Linked DNA regions of Homo sapiens: region 1 is linked to region 2. A link is a contact called in ENCODE Hi-C data. All regions are on one chromosome and are shown on one strand. Each heading gives the region's core, a stretch centred on a gene start or an enhancer-like site at or near the end of the contact. The rest is flanking DNA. Distances are from core to core; before and after follow the strand shown. Region 1 overlaps ZBTB20 (zinc finger and BTB domain containing 20). Region 2 overlaps DRD3 (dopamine receptor D3).

What was found. A loop is a pair of places that touch in the nucleus more often than their neighbours do. Pooled maps may share reads with other maps.
Region 1: a loop to region 2 is called in a pooled map, with 3 times the contacts of the local background. The contact joins two enhancer-like sites. A Hi-C loop is called at or near these places in 5 of 37 single-sample maps with no recorded cell type and 6 of 50 pooled maps.

The regions. Positions count from the first base shown.
Region 1 is chr3:114,805,573-114,812,194 of GRCh38, forward strand. The region is part of intron 4 of ZBTB20 (zinc finger and BTB domain containing 20); the gene reads right to left. Among named protein-coding and RNA genes, the nearest start is that of ZBTB20-AS3, 64 kb to the right of the region's middle. RefSeq lists an enhancer at 4,319-4,498. Within about 2 kb of position 4,384, at least 3 of the 41 ENCODE cell types and tissues checked have a DNase peak (open chromatin) inside an H3K27ac peak, as active enhancers do.
Region 2 is chr3:114,147,781-114,154,784 of GRCh38, forward strand. The region is part of intron 3 of DRD3 (dopamine receptor D3); the gene reads right to left. Among named protein-coding and RNA genes, the nearest start is that of DRD3, 28 kb to the right of the region's middle. RefSeq lists enhancers at 4,627-5,160, 6,518-7,004. Within about 2 kb of position 4,836, at least 10 of the 41 ENCODE cell types and tissues checked have a DNase peak (open chromatin) inside an H3K27ac peak, as active enhancers do.

The DNA.
Region 1 (6,622 bases), core at 3,134-5,633, 660 kb after region 2:
GTTTCTCTATACTTAGTTTTAATAAACATAACAGTTTATTGAGATATAACTTATATAACATACAATCCACTCTTGTTATGTGTATAACTCAATGACATTAAGTAAATTTAGAGTTGTATAACCATCACCTCAATTCATTTTTAGAATATTTTTGTCACCCTACAAAGATCCTTCATACCCTTAGGGAGTCAATCCCTAGACCCAGACAACAAATATTTTCTCTCTCTATAAATTTGCCCTTTTTGGATATTTTTATTAATGCAATCAAATAATATGTGATCTCTTTCATGTAGCTTTTTCACTTATCATAATTCATTTTTAAGATTCTTTTATGTTGTGGCATGTAGCAGTAGTCTATTCCCTTTTACTGATGAATACTATTCCACTGCATGGATATAACACCACATTTTATTTATCCATGCATCAGCCAATGGACATCTGAATTGTTTCCAGTTTTTTACTGTTACGAATAATGCTGCCATGAACATTCACATAAAATACGTCTCTGTGTGGACATATTTTTTTTCCTCTTAGATACCTCAAAGTGGTATTGCTGGATCATAAGGGTAAGTTTATTTTAACTTTTAAGAAACTTCCAAACCACTTTCCAAAGTGACTATACTCTTACATCTCCCCTGGTAATATAGGAGGCTTCTAATTTGTCTTTATCTTCCAACACTTGTTACTATCTGTCTTTATTACAGCCATTCTAGCGGGTGTGAAGTAGTCTTTTACGGTTTTAATTTACTTTTCCCTGGAAATAATAATGTTGACCATGTTTTCAAGTGCTTATTAGGCATGACTTCATCTTCTTTGGTGAATAACTTCGGTGAATTGTCAAATATTTTGCCCAGTTTTTAGCTGGGTTGCTTGTCTTTTTATTATTGAAGAATTCTTTATATATTATGCGTAAAAATTCTTATCAGATTATGATTTGCAAATCGCAATCTTGCAAATATTTTCGCCTGTCTTTGGTTTGTCATTTCATTTCTTTAATGGGTCTTTTGAAGTGCAAAAGTTTTAAATTTTGTTGACATCCTAATTACCAAGGATTTTATTGAATCAAGCTTTTGGTGTGATAGCTAAGAACTTTTTCTAACCCAAAGTCATGAAGATTTTCTCCTGTTTTCTTCTAGAAATTTTATAATTTTAGCTCTCACATTTAGGCCCATGATTAAATTTTTGTGCAGGATATGAAATAAGAACTAAAATATGTTTTTTACAGTCCTAGGTTCGTGAATATTCATTTATATCGCATATAATCCTAGCATCAATTACAGAGCACTGCTTATTGAAAAGACTATCCCTTCCCATGACAAATTGCCTTGGCACCTTTGTCAAATTTAATTGATCAAAAATATGATGAATTTTCTGAACTTTCAATTCCATTCCATTGATCTGTATGCCAATATCATACTCTATAAAGTAAGTTTTAAAACCAGAAATTGTACGTTATCTAATTTTGTTTTCCTTTTTCAAAAGTATTTTCACTATTTTGGATCTTTTGCATATTCGTGTAAATTTTAGGATTAGCTTGTCAATTTCTGTAAAAACGCCTTTATTCTTTTTGACAGGATTGTGAATTGAACTGTTTTCTTAATTTCATTGTTTGTTGCTAGTATACAGAAATATAATTGATTTCTGTACAATATCTCTTCTTATATTCAGTTAACTTGTTGAATTCCTTTATTAGTTCGTGTGTGTGGTGGGGGAGGTGTATGTACATTGCTTAGAATTTTCTATGTACAAGATTATATTGCCGGCAAATAAATAGTTTTACTTTTTAATTTCCAATCTGTATGCCACTGATTGTTTCTTTCTGCTGGTCTGTCTAACCCTTCTCTTTCCCTTCCCCTCCCCCTCCCCTGCAGCTGCTGCTGCTTCTTTTTTTTTTCCTCTAATTTGCTTCTCTCTCTCTTTCTTACATGTATTTATCATTCTGCACTGGATTGAATCTCCTGTACAATGTTGAACAGAAGACATAAGAACTGACAACCTTGCCTCTTTTCCGATCCTAGGAGTGTATCGGTCAGGTTTTCATCATTACATACATTATAAGTTCTTCATAGATGCCCTTTGTCAGGTTACAGAAGTTCTCTTCTATTCCTTTTGTTGAAAGATTATATCACAAATGGATACTGGATTTTCTCAAATGTTTCTGTACATCTATTGAAATGGTCATGTGTTTTCTCTTTTATTCTATTAATATGCTATATTGCATTAATTAATTATTGGATGTTAAGTGAAACTCACATTCCTGGGATAAATCCTCTGTGGTCAGCACTGTATAATGCTTTTCTACTTTGCCACATTTGGTTTGTGAATATTTTGTTGAGTTTTGGTGTCTATATTCATGAGGGAATCTGGTCTGCAGTTTTCTTTCATTGTGATGTCTTTGTCTGGCTTTGCTCTCAGTGTAATATTGTACAAATAATTGAAAGATGACCTTTCTTGCTCTATTTCTAGAAAAGTTTGTGAAATACTGGTATTGGATAGAATTCACCAGTGGAGTCATCTACATCTAGGATTTTCTCCTAACTATAAATTGTATAAATTGTATGTCTTTTTATTACGAGTCTGTTCATATTTTCTATTTCCTCTTGAGTCAGTTTTGGTAATTTGCGCATTTCTAAGATAGTCCATTTTATCCAGCTAATTGCTAACAATTGTCCAGTTGCTAACAATTGTCTAATTGTTAAGCAATGACAATTGAGGTCAACCAATGATCAGTCACAGGTTGTATTTCTAACTATCAAGCAATGAAAAGGATTATGAGGTTATAATATTTGTTCATAGTATAGTATGAGATCAGGAATGAGAGAGAAGGTATCACCACCAACCCCATAGAAATGAGAATGATTATGAGGTTATACTATTTGTTTATAATATAGTATTAACTATAACTATACCTCATAATCCTTTTCATTTCTGTGGGGTTGGTGGTGATACCTTCTCTCTGATTCCTCATTTTGGTAATCTGTCATCTTCTCTCCTTTTTCCTTGATCAGTCTAGCAAAAGAAAAACTAAGTTTTGGTTGATCTTTTCAAAAAACTAAGTTTTGGTTTCATTAATTTTCTCTATTATTTTCATTATCTATTTCATTGATTTCTGTTCTTATCTTTGTTATATCCTTCCTTCTGTTCAAACAGAATTTAGTTTTATGTTTATATCATGTCTATACTTACCTAAATAATGACGTGATGAGGTCCTTTTGTTTAGGTGAATTTTAGATACATTTTTATCATTTCATTTCCACTTAAAGGATTTCCTTCAGTATTTCTGGTAAGGCAGGTCTACTAGCAACAAATTGTCTCAGTCTTTGTTTATTTGGGATATCTTTATTTTATATTTATTTTTGAAGAACAATTTTGCTAAATATAAAATTCCTAAATGACATTTTCCCTTTTTTTCCTTCAGCACACTGAATACGTCATCCCTCTACCTCCTGGCTTTGTTTCTAATGAGAAGTAAGCTGTTAATCGTAGTGTTGTTTTCCTGTATGTAACAGTCTTTTTTTTCTTGTTACTGTCAAAATTTTCTCTTTTTCATTCAAAAGTTTGACTATAATGTGTCTATGTACAGATTTTTTTTGTGTTTATCCAACATGGAGTTTTTGTGCTTCTCAAATGTGTAGATTAATGTTATTCATCACATTTGGGAAGTTTTTGGCTATTATTTCTTCAAATATTTTTGAGCCCTTTCTTTCTTTCCTCCTCTTCTCTACCATTACACATATGTTAGTATGCTTGATGGTCTCTCACAGGTCTCCGAAGCTCTGCTCATTTTTTCATTGTTCTTTTCTCTTCAAATTAGACCATTTCTATTAATTGATCTTCAATCTCATTGTGTCTTTATTCTGCCATCTTAAATATTCTGTTGAGATTCTCTTGCAATTTTTTAATTTCCATTATAATATTTTTTAACTCCAGAATTTTTGTTCCTTTTAAAATAACACTTATGTTTATATTGATACTCTCTATTTAAAGGGTAATTATAGTAATACTTTAATTATTTAACATGATTTCCTATTATTTTGAACATATTTATAATAGTGCTTTCAACTCTTTGTTTGCTAAGTTTAACATCTGCTATCTCCACTTCAACCCAAATATAATTTCTTTTTTTTTCTTCAGACACTTTCTTTTAACCACTTCTTAAATTGGGTATGAGTCACACTCCTGTTTATTACATGTCTCATTTTTTTCTTGAAAATTGACATTTTATATAGCATATTACAGCAACTCTGGCTTCTGACTTTTCCCTGTTGAGGGTTGTTGCTGTTATTGCTGTGTTTGTTTATTTAGGACTTGCCTAACATAACTCTGTGCAGCCTCTCTTCCCCATGCTGTGCCGCTGCTGATGTTTCTGCTCAGTTTGTGTAATTTCCATTTTCGTTTTTGAGCTGGGACTTTCCCCTGTGTTAACACAGTTTAGTGGTCAGCCAACGATCAGTCACAGGTTGTACTTAAACACCTAGGGCCACTATGCTAACGCCTCTAATTGATATATACGTGTGTGTGGGTTGTAGAATGCACTCAAAGTTCAGGCAGTTTACAAGTGTTTTTTTGATTTTTACTTTCCATTTGTTCTCTCTTATCTTCTCTCTGTGTGTCCAAAGCCTTAGGTCTTCCCCAGAGTATGTGTGCAGCCTTTCAGACCTCTAGGAATATGTGGTAGCTTACCAAAGTTCACTATGATAGTATCCTTTTCCAATTCTCCCTGCTAAATTTCTGGCCAATCTGCCAGTTCTTTTCTACTCTGAATTGTAACTTCAGGCTACATATGATGTTTATTCTCCCTGCTTGTTTGCCCCTGAGATTGTCACTGTTTTGACCACACCTAAGGGCATGGGGTTTTTCTATGTTCTGCTCCATCAAATTATCGAATCACCCCCTTTCAGCAGTGAAGTTGTGGGTTTTCATGACTTGTCCTGCCCTGGCAGAACTACTGATACAATGGAACTGTGGGGACGGATAATAGGAGGAAGCACTCCCGGCTAAAACACTGTGGGCTCCTAACTGTGCTAGTTGTCCCAACATAACTTTTAATTTGGCCACTTTCACTCCCAAAAGTATCCAGCTTCTGTGATATGATTTATGACCTTTTAATCTATAGTGGGCATAAACGACTTATGCCATATGCCATTTCTTCAGCGAATGACCACTGCCTAATTCTTTTCTTAGTAATGCAGGAATCAGGGGCCTAGCTGCAGGTATCCATGCATGTGGGGTGGCGGGGGGGAAGTCTAACTGCCATTGAATGAACGTTTTCATAATGGTTACATGTGTATAGAAAATCTTCAACTGCCCCTCCTACTACATCTCTAGAAAGTTTAAAGGTTTGGGGGGGATTAAGAATTTCTAGGGAAGTGTATGGGATATAGGGATAAGGTTACCAAAATTCTCCCATGGGAGATAAATAGTTTTGCCTCACTCTATAGAGTTTGGAGAAACCACTCAGCGAGAAGGACTAGAATTACTTTGGTTAATAATGAGTTGCTATGAACTTTGGAGCTGGACTAACCTATTCTAAGCAATTGTAAAGAATATGTCATTTAGACTTAATCTTATACAAAACAATAATAGCTCAGAGATCTAAGCAGGTCCAAATACTTACTTGGATCAGGTTAGTATTTGCCAGCTTATTTTCTCACAGATTCCTGGGCTCACTCAGGTTATACTTCCTTGGGAACACACAAAGGGAATAAGCTCCTTTTGGAACTCAAATAACTTGTAAATCAGAAAGTTCCCATATGGATATAGAGAATAATATTTACTATATAATAATTTTTCCTTTACATGATGATCCACAATAAAGTTCCCTTGAGAATACACTTCCCTAGAGCATTTAAATTATGAACGGATTTACAAAATAACTCCTATCACATGAAAAGAGATAAACATATAGTATCTGCTTCTAGGAATTATCTAAACTCATTTTCCTTCAGAGACTTAAATAGATGAAAAAAATCAGCAAACTTTGTTTAGGAAAAATTCAGAATGTATAAAGCATTAATTGTGAATATCTTACTGATATCTTTGGATCAACATAATACTTCACTTTTACAACATGTTGAGGAAATCAAAGTATTCACCAAACTTCATCTCATTAAAGTGTCATAACCTTTAATCTAGGAACCCGTAATAGTAAAGATTACTGTTTCTGTCTGGAAAACAAGAAATCTAATCCATGAAACAAAATCCTGAAACATCACATACATTGCTTAAAGATGTAAGTCTGAGGATGGAGAATGTGATGGAACTCCGTCACCTTGTTGTATAAGTGTGTCCGGAATTGGTGGGTTCTTGGTCTCACTGACTTCAAGAATGAAGCCGCGGACCCTCCCGGTGAGTGTTACAGTTCTTAAAGGCGGCGTCTCCGCAGTTTGTTCCTTCTGATGTTCGGATGTGTTCGGAGTTTCTGCCTTCTGGTGGGTTTGTGGTCTCGCTGGCTCAGGAGTGAAGCTGCAGACCTTTGCGGTGAGTGTTACAGCTCATAAAGGCAGTGTGGACCCAAAGAGTGAGCAGTAGCAAGATTTATTGCAAAGAGTGAAAGAACAAAGCTTCCACAGTGTGGAAGTGGACCCCAGCCGGTTGCCACTGCTGGCTCCGGCAGCCTGCT
Region 2 (7,004 bases), core at 3,586-6,085:
GCCTAATTATTTTATTTTTTTGTAGAGATGGGGTCTTACTTTGTTGCCCAGGCTAGTCTCAAAGTCTTGGGCTCAAGCAACTCTCTGGCTTCAAGCAAGTCTCTGGCCTCAGCCTCCCAAAGTGTTGGGATTACAGGCGTGAGCCACCAAGTCCAGTGAGGGGAACTTTTCAAAAGACCAGATGAAAGAAGTTCGTAGAGAAATAATCAGGTTGATACATATAGCATGAGAAATATAATTTAGTTAGAGGAAGAGAGAAAAGCAGAAAGGTCAAAAATAGCAGAAAGGTTGAGATAAGATAAATGAAGAACTTACTGAGGGAGATGAACTCAGAAAGGGAAGAATAAAAAAGTTAACACAGGATCACTGGATTGCTGGAGAGCTTCTTTATCGGTTCTACCTGATCACCCAGCATAACCGGCCTTACTGTCACACACCCTTCACTCTGAACACTCTGGGTGCTGGTCTGTGTGCCTTTACCGTCTCCTGCAGGTTTTCAGACAATGATAGAACATACCTAAAGAGGATATTTACCTCCTGCTTGTATCCTAATATAAATTATAACCTTCATTGTGACAGCTCCTCTAAGTAGTAGATGTTTTAAAAATAGAAATGAGGAATGTCCAGTGAAGGCTTATTTTAAAATCCAGTTTTCATTCTTTTACATAACCAAAGCCCAGTTCCTTACTATTATTGGACATCTTTGTGTTTTTTTTGTGACAATTCTTCACCAGCATTTCCAGCTGCCCGTAGGACTTAGCTGGACAAATGTTCCACAGTCAACTCAAACTCAAGATGTCTAAAACTGATCTCCCCAACTCCCCAAACCTCTCAATCTGGTTTCACTGACTGCCTTTCTTGAAGACATCCAGACCCAGTACTTAGACCTTTTGACTCTCCCTGGACCCTTTCATATAAGTTGCTTGCTTGCTTATTTATTTATTTATTTTGAGATGGAATCTCAGTCTGTCGCCCAGGCTGGAGTGCAGTGGCGCGATCTCAACTCACTGCAACCTCTGTCTCCCAGGTTCAAGCAATTCTCCTGCCTCAGCCTCCCGAGTAGCTGGGACTACAGGCGCCTGCCAACATGCCTGGCTAATTTTTTGTATTTTAGCAGAGATGGGGTTTCATCATGTTGCCCAGGCTGGTCTCGAACTCCTGAACTCAGGCAATCCACCTGCCTCGGCCTCCCAAAGTGCTAGGATTATAGGTGTGAGGCACTGTGCTCAGCCTTGGTCATTTATTCATTTAATCTTTATTCAATATTTATTGAGTCCCAACTATACGCCAGGCCTCATTCCAGGTATTCAGAGGTGTGCAAAAGGCACATTGTCCCTGTTCTCTTTGAGCTTAGAGTTAAGTGGAGTGAATGAACAATAAAAAAGGAAACAAATATGTTAATATAAAATGAAGAGTACCATGAAAGAAATACACTGGGTGATGTGTTAGAGAACCAGGGAGGAGGTAAAACTAACACAGAGTGAGCAGGGAAGTGAGTGATACGAGAGGGAGCCAGCCATGAGGTCAGACGGGGGAGGAACATTCCAGGTCCTGTAAATTTATCCATTGCAATATCTTCCCCATTTATTTATCCACCTATCCCTTTCCTGCTACCTGATTTCTATGATGGCTACAGCCTCCTCGTTGGTCTCCTGCTGCCAGGTTCCAAAAATAAATTTCATCACGTCTCCCCATCTCCCCACCTGAAAATTATCTGAGATAGGCAGGACTCTAGGATGGCCCCAAGATTTCTGCCACGTATAATCCCCTCCGTTGAGTGTAGGCTGAACCTGTGACTATAATGCAATATCACTCCTGTGATCAGATTACTGATCAGTTGAGGTTAAGTTAATCAAAAGGGAGATTATCTTGAGTGGGCCTGACCTAATTAGGTGAGCCCTTAAAGGGGACTGAGAAATTATCCTTTTGGCCTTGAAGGAGCAAACTGCTATGTTTTGGAGAGGGTCATTTTTTAGGAGATGGCAAAAGGCTTACAGGAGCTGAGAACAGCACTGGTTGACAGTCAGCTAGAAAGTAGAGACCTCAGTCCTGCAACTGCAAGGAACTGAATACTCCTAACAACCTGAGTGAGTGTGGATGAGGACCTCAGGCTCCAGATGAGAACACAACCCAGTCTACACCTTGATTTCAGCCCTGTGAGATCCTGAGAAGAGAACCTACCTACACTGTGTACACAGTGCTGACTTACAGACTCTGCAAGATAAAAATGGGTACAGTTCAAGCCTCTAAATATGTGATAATTTGTTCCACAGCAATAGAAAATGAATACACTGTTGATGGCTCCTCTTTCACCTATAAACCAAGCTCAGCCTTCTCCAACATGACCTCAACTTACGTTGCCAATCTGACCTCCCACTGATCCTGACACTCACAGCTCCAGCCACACTGGCCTGGTAATGAGTACTCTTCAATAGTCAGAGACTGGTGTCTTTGTTCAATTAATCATTCCTTCTTCCTCCCTGGGCAACTCAATCTTGCCCTCCATTAATCTCAGATGAACTTTCCAGCCACCTTCCCACTTCTTTCCATCATGTACAGAGACTTCTAACTATGAACTCTTAGCACTTCTATGCAAATCAATTACAATGCCCTCCTGCATGCAGCTGTCTTGCCTCATGACTGAATTTGCCTCGTGGCTGGAGAGAGAGAGCTCCATATAATTTTAGTTACTTCAGGATCAAATCTTCTTACAACCTTGATATTTTCCATAGGTCCTTGTACAAAGAAAGTAATAAGAAACTGTTAACTGTCTGCCTCATGGGTCACGAAGGCCTCCTTTCCTGTAAGAGGGGAAGGCTTCCTTCCCTTCTAATCCTGGCCAGGCTCAGGGATCTAAGGTATAAGCTGGATCTACCAATGGCTCAACATTTTTTGTCTTGTCAGTTTCCAAGGAACCTGGAGCCTCCTTAACCCTTGTTGTGCACCTCAAGGCCTGGGATTAAGGAAAGGAAGGACAGATGCTGGGCTCGAAGGGATCGGGCAAGGCTTCCTGAGGCTCCTCCTGTGTGTTTCCCCTGCTCCTATGCGCCAGCACTGCCCGAATCTGCCTCTTGTGCATCTTGTTGTAGAGTAGTAACATTTGCATTCCCAGAAGGGCAGATTACAGTTAGCTGTGAGTTCTGAGATGAAGGTAAACTGTGCAGGACTTGGCCTTGACACCATGCTGTATGACAAAGGTGGCTTCTTTCTCAAAAGGGAAAAATTTGATAAAGTCAAATTAAGATCCTGCTACCCACTTCTTGGGAGGCTACAACAACCTAGTTCCCTTCATCTGATGCAAGTCCTCTCTTAAATCCCCTCCTTGGTTTATACAAGAGCAGGTCAAGTAGCAGCTGGTGTTTCTCTAGGCCTCTGACTCTCCTCAGAGCTTTAGACTCTGCCGGGGGCTTCTAGTACAATATGTCTACAAGGGCCTCGCTGTTAGTGGTAACTATGAGGCACCTTGGAGGAGGGGCTGAGCCTTGAGTCCTGCTGCTGCCATGACTGAACAGCGAGGGGAAGGAATACTGTAACTCACTTTCTCCAGGCCTTCCACTTGCATAATGTCCTTTGATGTAAAAGAGCCTGACCCTTCTGTGTATTCAGTGGTGTGCTGGTAAATGGCTAACAACAGGCTCTGTAGTTTACAAAAAGCCCTAATTTGTATTATTTGCCAATTTCTGTGGTGTCAATACTCCCACCATGGCCTATTTTAAGCTACCACCAAAGCTTTAATAACTGATGCAAAAAGTTTCTAAAATTTTGCCAATCAGCTCTCGCTAGCCATGATAAGCCGGCTTCAGCAGACCACTGAGAGTTATATACTTTCCTAAATATGCTATAATGTTCAGCAACTCCCTGGAGGCTCCATTAATGAAGTGGGCCAACAAGTGTAGGGAACCCTGGCTCTATCCCATAAAGGAGGAAGCAGAGATGCAAGGATGTCAGTTATGAGCCCAAGGTTCTGCAGCAAATTGTGGCAGAGCCATGTCTCCCACCTCTGAGGTGTGTTTCTCCTGAGTGCCCTCCTCCCTCTCGAGGGCATCGACAGCTCTCTGAGTTCTTGTGGGGGACAAGGGCTTCCTCAGTGAAGTCAGCATGGCAAGGGTGGTTACCGCTTGCAGAGCACTGCGTGCGCCCACAACTGAGTTTCCTCAATTCGCTCGATTCTGTTAATTGCCTGGGGGTCCTGTTAAAATGCAGAATATCAGGCTTAGTTTCTGGAGATTTTGATTTAGTACTTCTGAAGTGGAACCCAGAAATGTGCATTTTTGTTTCTTCTTTTTTGAAATTATTTTATTTTTCGATAAGTTATTGGGGTACAGGTAGTATTTGGTTACATAAGTTCTTCGTGGTGATTCGCGAGATCCTGGTGCACCCATCACCCAAGCAGTATACACTGTACCATATTTGTAGTCTTTTATCCCTCACCCCACTCCCCTTCATCTGATGCAAGTCCTCTCTCGAATCCCCCTCCTTGGGGATTCTTCCCCCAAGTCCCAAAAGTCCATTGTATCATTCTTATGCCTTTGCATCCTCATAGCTTAGCTCCCACATATCAGTGAGAACAGAAATGTGTATTTTTAACAAGCAAGTGCATCTTATGATTAGACAGGTTTTGAGAAAGTCTGCATTAGGGAAAACTTCTGTGACAAAGATTTTTGTTCACTTGGATAAGAAGTAAGAGACAAGACTACAATTTAACACTGTTACAGTAATTTTTTTCTTGCTCTTTTTTAAACATGATTAAACTGTTAGAATAAATGAGGCCCCCGCTTGTCATAAGCCGACTGCGACAGGGAGGCTGTACCGGAATTGGCCATCGGAGGGCACTATAATGCAGCAAGAACTCTGCCAGCACGGCTGGGGTGAGAAGTTCACTGCTCACCTGGGGGCTCTCCAGGCTCTGTGGGGAGGCAGAGAGGGAAAGCCCGGCGCCCTGCTTCCTGGAACCCTGCAGGGACCCTGCATTCCCACCCAGGCCGACCGCTTAGCCTCTGACTTCCTCTCGGAGCGATTGCACGTGACCGACTGCAGGCGAGGGCCGCGCCAAAGCACCCGGAGGGCTGGGCTGGGCTTGGCCGGGAGAGAGAGGCTTGGCCCAGGGCCACCTCTGAACATCTGGCCGCTGCGCTCGCGGCGGTATTCCCAGGTCCGGACCTGCCAGCCTCGCACTGTGCGCGCCGCCCCTGCAGACCCTGAGCCAGGGACCCTCCCCTTGTGTCTGAGCTCTTAGCTCCCTGGGCCGTTTCTGGTGTGGATGACTCCGCTGACCCCAGCACTGGCAGTGTGCTTGGTGATTAAGTCCGCGGGCATGAGAAACGGACTGATCAGCTCTGAATCCCGGCTCTGCCACTGAACTGTGTAGCCATGGGCCAGTGGTTTGTTTTTTCTAAGATCCAATTTTCTCATCTGTACAATGGGGATAATAATTTCTGCCCGAAAAGGCTGTAATGAATATTGAATGATATTTTCTCTGTAAACCTTTTTTTTTTTTAAGTCACAGTGCCCAGTGATTAATACTAAACATTCAAAAGACGGTATTATTATTGTTATTGTTGTCATAATTATTGTGCTAGCTCAAGGGATCAGTGATTGTTCATATCAGTGAGTTTATGGTTGTCTTCCCCTTCCTCCTGATATCAGGTAATATTAAATTTGTTTATTTATCCACCAAAAATGTACATGACACTTTCTATGTGACAGGCACTATTTGAAGTGCTTTACGAATATTAATTCATTTAATCCTCCTAACAACCCTTTGAGGTAGTTGTTATTATCTCCACTAAACAGATAAGAGAACTGAGGCTCTGACAGGTTAATTGACTTGCCCAAGGTCACATTGCTATTAAACTGTAGAGCCTGGATTTTTAGCCAGGCAGTGTGACTCTATAGCTAGGGAGCCCAGAGCCAGACTCGCACCTCAGCATCTCTGAGTAAGGGAGTGTGCTGTAATAGACAGAGGCTGCCTGAATCCTTACTCTTGCACCACCCAGTTGTGTGATCTCGGCAAGCTCACCTACCCATTCTAGTCTCAGCACCTTTATTTATATAGTGAGGGTATTACATCTCTCTCTCTGGGTTGTCGTGAAGGTTAGCAATAATGAATGAAGAGTTCTTAGTGTCTGGCACATAGTACATGCTAAATAAATGTTAACTATTTTTATTATTGTTGCTTCCAGACTCATGTAAGTTAGCATTAGCATAGAGGTAGCCAGGGCATTGAAGACATAGGTGCCCCATCCTCACCTTCACCAATGAAGGTGTCACTTATTGTAATAGAGTGCTGGTGGAAAGTCAGGAGATTCCATTTCTAGTCCCACACCTGTGCTAAGAGGCTGCAGCACTTCATGCAAGCATTTAGCATTTCCACTTAAATGAGATAACTGTGATGCCCCTTCTGACTTCTGGTTCTATGAGCAGGATGTTGCCCCTTCTGACTTCCGGTCCTATGAGCAGGATCTATATGGTTGGTCACTTACTGAAGGTCTCAGTACCTTGCAGAATTTGATTTCAATCTCAGAGCCCTGTCCCAGGGTGGGAGATGTGTGTGTGTGTGTGTGTGTATGTGTGTGTGTGTGCTGACAAGGGTTGCTCTTTAGGAAGCTAGCAGTCCAGGAGGAAAGAGGCCAGCCTGGGTGGGAAGGCCTGACTCTAACTCCCCGCCTGGGTTTAATGAGCCCCAGAGTTCTGTGAGGGCTGCTTTTCACCATCTTTTATTTGGTCAGACAGGGGGCTCAATATATCTTTAGTTCTGTGGACTCCCCTCCTGGAGTTGTTGAAGGAGAAAGCTTTTTGCAAATGACTGGAAAGCCTTTTGCAAATATAAAGTGCTTATTTAGATGCAAACTAAAAATCCAAGGTGCCTGTGACTCATCTGGTACCTATTGTGCTCGCTGCAAAGACGCGGAGGCTTGCCTGTGTGATGGGTGCCATTTGAGAGCCACTTAAAGAACTCCCTGGTGAATGAATTTGGCTGCATTATTCCTGGGCTCCTCTCGGAG